Regions from separate parts of the Homo sapiens genome. Here region 2 is linked to region 1. A link is an interaction called in ENCODE POLR2A ChIA-PET data of the cell type or tissue named here. Cell type or tissue: Caco-2. All regions are shown on one strand.

Region 1 (4,000 bases):
AAGTGATTCTCCTGCCTCAGCCTCCTGAGTAACTCGGGTTACTGGCGCCCCCCACCACACCCGGCTAATTTTTGTATTTTTGTTAGAGATGGGTTTTCACCATGTTGGCCAGGCTGGTCTTGAGCTCCTGACCTCAGGTGATCCACCTGCCTCAGCCTCCCAAACTGCTGGGATTACAGTTGTGAGCCATCGTGCCCGGCTTTTTTATTTTATTTTATTTTTAGTAGAGATGAAGTCTTGTTATGTTGCCCAGGTTGGTCTTGAACTCCTGGGCTCAAGCAATCCTCTTGCCTTGGCCTCCCAAAATGTCAGGATTATAGGTGTCAACCACTGTGCCCAGGCATTTTTCCTTTTCTAGTAACAAGAATCCTGATTTTTTTGCTGGGCACCTGGCTGTGAACACTACAATGCTCAGCCCCTCTTACAGCTGGAGTGGGCACCTTCTGGAAATCATCCTTCCCTTTCTCCTCTTTCTCCTGGCCAGCACGCAGAGGAGCAGGCCAGGGCTGAGACAGCTGGCATGGACCACCTGAGGCCATGGAGTGACGTGCAGCCAAGAGCCTGACAGAGGAGTCAGGGTCCCTCACCCAGGGATGGCAGAACCAGCCTTGATTTTATCTAAGGGAGAGATGGACTTCTATCTGCTCAAGCCACTGATTGTTGGCATTTTCATTACTTGCTGCTGAACCTTATCTTCATTAATACAAATAGGTTGTCATTATATATTTTCTTTTTTCTTTTTTTCTTTTTTTTTTTTTTTTGTTTCAGAGTCTCGTTCTGTTGCCAGGCTGGAGTGCGGTGGCGCAATCTCGCCTCACTGCAACCTCTGCCTCCCGGGTTCAAGCAATTCTCCTACCTCAGCCTCCCAAGTAGCTTGGATTACAGGCACCCACCACTACGCCCGGCTAACTTTTGTATCTTTTTGTAGTAGAGATAGGGTTTCACCATGTTGGCCAGGCTGGTCTCGAACTCCTGACCTTGTGATCTGCCCACCTCGGCCTCCCGAAGTGCTGGGATTACAGGTGTGAGCCACTGTGCCAGGCTGTCATTATTTATTTCCTAAAGGCATTAGACAAGTTCCTAAGACATGGCAAAATTTGAATATGAACCAGGTCTGTTTTCTGTAAAACTTTGTTATTTTCAGTAAATTATTCTTCTTACCACTAATGTTTACAAAAATGGCAGCTGTATACTATTAAAGATTTGCAGAGAATACAAAGTCAAAATATCAGTAGCCACTGAGAGCTTTAACTGAAGCTCTCAGATAAATATTTAAAGACCTAGGACTTTTAAAGGGACTATTTACAGTGGAATAGTGTCATAAACTGAATTTTGAAAAAACAAACAGAAAGTGTAAAAGAAAGCTCTCCAAGGGACCAATACTTTAATTTCAGGAGTGTTCTCATCCTTTGTAACATGGTATTTTCTATATAGTGTGAAAGGAAAATAAATCTTGGGACCCCAAAATTACTAAGCCAAGGAAAAAGTCAGGCTGGGAAGTGTCAGGCAAACCTGCTTCCCATTTTATTCCTAAATAAGATAGTTACAAAGATAAAAAAGCTATATACCTCATGTAATCATGATTGTGGTATTTTTATTTCTTATTTATTTATTTATCTTTTTGAGATGGAGTCTTGCTGTGTCGCCCAGGCTGGAGTGCAGCGGCGCAATCTCGGCTCACTGCAAGTTCCGCCTCCCGGGTTCACGCCATTCTCCTGCCTCAGCCTCCCGAGTAGCTGGGACTATAGGCGCCCGCCACCACGCCTGGCTCTTTTTTTTGTATTTTTAGTAGAGACGGGGTTTCACCGTGTTAGCCAGGATGGTCTCGATCTCCTGACCTCGTGATTCACCTGCCTTGGCCTCCCAAAGTGCTGGGATTACAGGCATGAGCCACCACACCTGGCCTGATTGTGGTATTTTAAAAAAAAAAGAAAAAAGAAAAAAAGTAAATTAGAAAAAAGCTACATGGCTGGGTGTGGTGGCTCACGCCTGTAATCCCAGCACTTTGGGAGGCCGAGGCAGGCAGATCACAAGGTCAGGAATTTGAGACCAGCCTGACCAACATGGTGGAACCCTGTCTCTACTAAAAAAATACAAAAATTAGCTAAGCGTGGTGGCGCACACCTGTAATCCCAGCTACTTAGGAGGCTTGAACTCGGGAGGCGGAGATTGCAGTGAGCCAAGATTGCACCACGGCACTCCAGCCTGGGCAACAGAGCAGACTCTGTCTTAAAAATAAATAAATAAAAATAAATAAATAAAAGCTACATACCTTCCTCACAATTTGCCCCCAGAGAAATTCCTTGTGGGCCTCAAGATCTTTACCCTAAAACAGTTCTGTTGAATTTCACCCTGGCAATGTAAATTGATAGCTTATCTTTACAGATGAGGGACCGTCCCTCTGCTCACCTGAGACAAAGGCATATCTGATTGCTTCCTCTACTGGTTATGTAAAAATGCAGATTCACTGAGTCATGCTCAGTTATGTATTCAGTGAAAGGCTGATCAAGGACTCCAAAGAATGCAACCTTTTTTTTTTTTTTTTTTTGAGACAGAGTCTGGCTCAGTTGCCCAGGCTGGAGTGCAGTGAGGAGATCTCGGCTCACTGCAGCCTCTGCCTCCCAGGTTCAAGTAATTCTCCTGCCTCAGCCTCCTGAGAAGCTGGGACTAAAGGTGCACCACCATATCCAGCTAATTTTTGTATTTTTTTGGTAGAGAAGGGGTTTCCCTGTGTTAGCCAGGTTAGTCTTGATCTCCTGGTCTCAAGTGATTCCCCCTGCCTTGGCCTCCCAAAGTGCTGGGATTACAGGTGTGAGCCAATGTGCCCGGACTAGAATGCAGTCTTTTGTCTCTTATCTACCTGGACCTGGAAGCCCCAATTTTGAGTTGTCCTGCCTTTTGGGACCAAACCAATGTACATCTTTTTTTCATTTTTTATTTTTTTGAGATGGAGTTTCGCTCTTGTTGCCCACGCTGGATTGCAATGGCACGATCTCAGCCAACTGCAACCTCCGCCTCCCGGGTTCAAGCGATTCTCCTGCCTCAGCCTCCTGAGTAGCTGGGACTACAGGCGCCCGCCACCATGCCTGTTTAATTTTGTATTTTTAGTATACACGGGGTTTCTCCACGTTGGTCAGGCTCAAACTCCCGACCTCAGGTGATCCACCTGCCTCGGCCTCCCGACCTCAGGTGATCCACCCACCTCGGCCTCCCAAAGTGCTGAGATTACAGGCATGAGCCACCGGGCCCGGCCAAACCAATATACATCTTACACATATTGATTGATGTCTCATGTCACTCTAAAATGTATAAAAGCAAGCTGTATCCTGACCATTCTGGCATATGTCCGCAGGACCTCCTGAGGCTGTCTCACGAGTGGTCATTAGCCTTGGCAAAATCAACTTTCTGAAATGACTGAGACCTGTCTCAGATATTTTGGGTTGACAATACACACACACACACACACACACACACACACACACACACAGAGTTTTGGTGACAGGGTTAGAGAAAAATAATATCTACTTTCATGGCTTACAACTCTGGTTTTACAACAGAAGTAAAAAAAATTTTATTCTAATAGCATGATTTATCTTTGCCAATTTTTGAAAATTTTTATTTTATTTTATTTTATTTTTTGGAGAGAAGTGCACAGTCATAGCTCATCAGAACAGAATATCTTACCAGGAGGCATGTCACCCTTGTCTCCTTAAAACCTTTCCCCGCACACACACAAAACACTCTCATTTTGGATTTTGTGCCTATGTTCATGTCATTCCCTCTGTTTGCAATTGCTTTCTTTCCCACCAATCAACTAACTGCGCTAATTACTAAGTCTTGATCTTCTCCTCCATGAAGGCTTCCTGGATTGGTCTAGTCTACAACAGTAGTTCTCAAAGCACAGTACGGCAGCAGCAGTGTCACCTGGGACTGGAAATTCACTCCTGCAACCCCAGACCTACTGAGCTGGCAACCCTGGGGGGCCCAGCACTCTGTGTCA
Region 2 (4,000 bases), 83 kb before region 1:
TTTTGTAGAGACAGGATCTCACCATTTTGCCCAGACTGATTTTGAAATCCTGAGCTCAAGCTATCAGCCTGCCTCAGCCTCAAGTGCTGGGATTACAGGTGATGGCATCCGGCCTTCAATATTTTCTGGATGAAAGAGAGGACTTATTACTAGTCCTAGATTATTATGAAAAACAGCAATATCATGATTAAAATTTTGTTCCTCCTCCCAGTACTGTGTTCTATTAATTAGATAGGAAATAGGAATGAACAAAAATAGACATTAAATCAAATGATTTTACTTTCTAAAAGTCAAAAATTCTAATGCTTTGTTTACCTATCTACAAATATTTATCTTACTACTTCTATAAATAATTGAATAAAATCTTAAATGAACTAAAAGAAATAATGGGACTTTTCACTACACAAAAGATAATTACCTATACAATGAAATGAGGTGAAATTCTTAGAGCAAATATGTCATACAACAAGCTTAAATTAATGATACGAAACAGTTAGAATGCCCCCACCCCAATAAACCATGGACAAAACACGACTGGGCAATTCGCAAGAAATACAAGTAATAAAATTCAAAAAAAGGCTGACGCGGTGGCTCATGCCTGTAATCCCAACGCTTTGGGAGGCCGAGGCGGGTGGATCATGAGATCAGGTGCTCGAGACCAGCCTGGCCAACATAGTGAAAACCCATTTCTACTAAAAATACAAAAAAATAGCTGGGCGTGGTGGTGGATGCCTGTAATCCCAGCTACTTGGGAGGCTGAGGCAGGAGAACTGCTTGAACCTGGGACGCGAAGGTTGCAGTAAGCCAAGATCGTGCCACGGCACTCCAGCCTGGGCAACAGTGTAAGACTCAGGTCTCAAAGAAAAAAGAAAAAGAAATTCAAAATATTCATTAGTCCTACTAATCAAGTAAGTAAAAGCTTAGAACTACTTTTTTTCTGTTGTTAAGATAAAGATTTTAATATATCATACATGACAAAGGTTTGATAAAACTAGACCTATCACACATTGCTAATGACATTACAAATTGATGCAACCTTTTTAGGGAGTGGCATTTCAAAACTTTAATAAAAATAAGAGATCAGGGCTGGGCATGGTGGCTTATGCCTGTAATCCAAGCATTCTGGGAGGCCAAGGCAGGGGAGATCACTTGAGGTCAGGAGTTCAAGACCAGCCTGGCCAACATGGCGAAACCCTGTATTTTTAGTATTCTACTAAAAATACAAAAATTAGTCAGGCGTAGGCCAGGCGCGATGGCTCACACCTGTAATCCCAGCACTTTGGGAGGCCGAGGCGGGCAGATCACGAGGTTAGGAGATCGAGACCATCCTAGCTAACACGGTGAAACCCCATCTCTATTAAAACTACAAAAAATTAGCCGGGCATGGTGGCAGGCACCTGTAGTCCCAGCTACTCGGGAGGGAGGCTGAGGCAGGAGAATGGCGTGAACCCAGGAGGCGGAGTTTGCAGTGAGCCGAGATCACGCCATTACACTCCAGCCTGGGCGACAGAGCAAGACTCATCTCAAAAAAAAACAAACAACAACAACAAAAAATTAGCCAGGCATGGTAGCGCGCCTGTAATCCCAGCTACTTGGGAGGCTAAGACAGGAGAACCGCTTGATCTCAGGAGGCGGAGGTTGCAGTAAGCGGAGATCATGCCACTGCACTCCAGCCTGGGTGACAGAACAAGACTCTGTATCAAAAAAAAAAAAAAAATTCAATGTAATTTAAAAAAATAAGAGATCAAGCCGGGCACGGTGGCTCACACCTGTAATCCCAGGACTTTGGGAGGCTAAAGCAGGCAGGTCACTTGAGACAGGAGTTCAAGACTAGCCTGGCCAACATGGTAAACCTTGTCTCTACTAAAATCAAAAAATTAGCCAGGCATGGTGGCACACGCCTGTAATCCCAGCTATTCAGGGCGCTGACACATGAGAATCCCTTGAACCTGGGAGGCAGAGGTTGTGGAGAGCCGAGATGGCACCACTGCACTCTAGCCTGGGTGACACAGTGAGACATCATCTCAAAAAAAAAAAAAAAAAAAAGAGTTTATATTTATCTCAAAAAAAGAGTTTATATTTATTGCTTGCTAAGGCATCAAATATAAGAAGGAAAAAATTTTAAAAAGTTCGTATTTACTAAGAACTTACTAAGTAATAGGCACAGCTCACTGCAACCACTTCCTCCCAGGTTCAAGCGACTCTCCTGCCACAGCCTCCCAAGTAGCTGGGATTACAGGTGCCCACCACCATGTCTGGCTAATTTTTGTATTTTTACTAGAGATGGGTTTCACCATGTTGGTCAGGCTGGTCTCGAACTCCTGACCTCAGGTGATCCATCCACCTCGGCCTCCCAAAGTGCTAGAATTACAGGCATGAGCCACTGCACCTGGCCTCTAGCGGCTTTCTTAACACATATACCCTCTTTAAATCTTTTAATAATCCTGTGACAAAGATGTTATTATCATCCCTATTTTATAGGTAACAAACAGATACAGATTGAACAGCTTATACAAAGTCCAACAACTAGAAAGTGATAAGACCAGAATTTGACAATAAGCAAATAGACATTAGAGCCTATATGCTTCTGAATATCTATGAAGAATCAAAAAATGCTTTTTTGTTGTTGTTGTTGTTGAGACGGAGTCTTGCTCTGTCGCCCAGGCTGGAGTGTAGTGGCATGATCTCGGCTCACTGCAAGCTCCGCCTCCTGGGTTCACGCCATCCTCCTGCTTCAACCTCCTGAGTAGCTGGGACTAGAGGCGCCTGCCACCACACCCAGCTAATTTTTTGTATCTTTTAGTAGAGACGGGGTTTCACCACGTTAGCCAGGATGGTCTCAATCTCTTCACCTCGTCATCCACCCACCTCGGCCTCCCAAAGTGCTGGGATTACAGGCATGAGCCACCGCGCCCACCCTCTTTCTTTTAAAAAAAAAAAAAAAAAAAAAGATGGAGTCTCACTCTGTCACCTAGGCTGGAGTGAAGTGGCACAATCTCGGCTCACTGCAACCTTTGCCTCGATACTCCTTCCTTAGCTTCCCAAGTAGCTGGGACTACAGGTGTGCGCCACCACGCCCAGCTAATTTTTGTATCTTAGTAGAGATGGGGATTCACCATGTTGGCCAGGCTGGTGTCAAACTCCTGACCTCAGATGATCCACCCACCTCAGCCTCCCAAAGTGCTGGGATTACAGGCGTGAGCCACCATGCCCGGCCAAATGCTTATTTTTTAACCTAATTATCCTGCCTATGGTAATCTGTCCTATAAAAATAACCAAAATATGAAAAAGGCTTTATCTACAAAAAGGTCAGCCAGAGCATTACACATAGTAACAAAAGGCAGTAGGGTGAGAAGAGGAAAAGGGGAGACAGCTGTATGGTTACATAAATTATAGTGTGGTTACTCAGTTTTTTGTTGTTGTTTTGAGACAGAGTCTCGCTCTGTCGCCCAGGCTGGAGTGCAATGGTGTGGTCTTGGCTCACTGCAACCTCCACCTCCCGGATTCCAGCGATTCTCCTGCCTCAGCCTCCTGAGCAGCTGAAGACTACAGGCGCATGCCACCACACCTGGCTAATTTTTGTATTTTTAGTACAGAGGGGGTTTCACTATGTTGGCCAGGCTGGTCTCGAACTCCTGACCTTGTGATATGCCTGCCTCAGCCTCCCAAAGGGCTGGGATTACAGTCGTGAGCGACAGCACTCAGCCCTCAGTTTTACTCAATGGAAAATTAAGCACCCTTCAAAAATGTTATAAAAGATTAACAATACGGAAATTTTCTTTTACATGTTACAAGGGAAAGTAGGTTACAAAACTCTAAATGTACATAAGTAGTATCACAAAAAAAAAAAAACTGTGTATATGAAAAAAGTTTGAAAGAGAATAGGTCAGGCTGGGTGTGGTAGCTGATGTCTATAATTTCGGCACTTTGAAAGGCCAAGGTGGGAGGATCACTTGAGCCTAGGAGTTTGAGACCAGCCTGGGTGACATAGTGAGACGAC

What was found. Peaks named below come from ENCODE experiments on the same cell type or tissue, not always from the same donor. Only the 100,000 strongest peaks of a DNase experiment are listed, where the experiment ranks them.
Region 2: POLR2A ChIA-PET joins it to region 1 with 5 read pairs; 3 of 35 experiments call an interaction of 5 or more read pairs at or near these places.

Annotation. Positions count from the first base shown.
Region 1 is chr7:152,497,716-152,501,715 of GRCh38, forward strand. No RefSeq gene overlaps it. Among named protein-coding and RNA genes, the nearest start is that of LINC01003, 36 kb to the left of the region's middle. RefSeq lists an enhancer at 2,194-2,694. In Caco-2, no CTCF peak of the experiment used is centred here; a DNase peak (open chromatin) is centred at 2,326.
Region 2 is chr7:152,415,023-152,419,022 of GRCh38, forward strand. The region is part of intron 1 of KMT2C (lysine methyltransferase 2C); the gene reads right to left. Among named protein-coding and RNA genes, the nearest start is that of KMT2C, 19 kb to the right of the region's middle. In Caco-2, no CTCF peak of the experiment used is centred here; no DNase peak of the experiment used is centred here.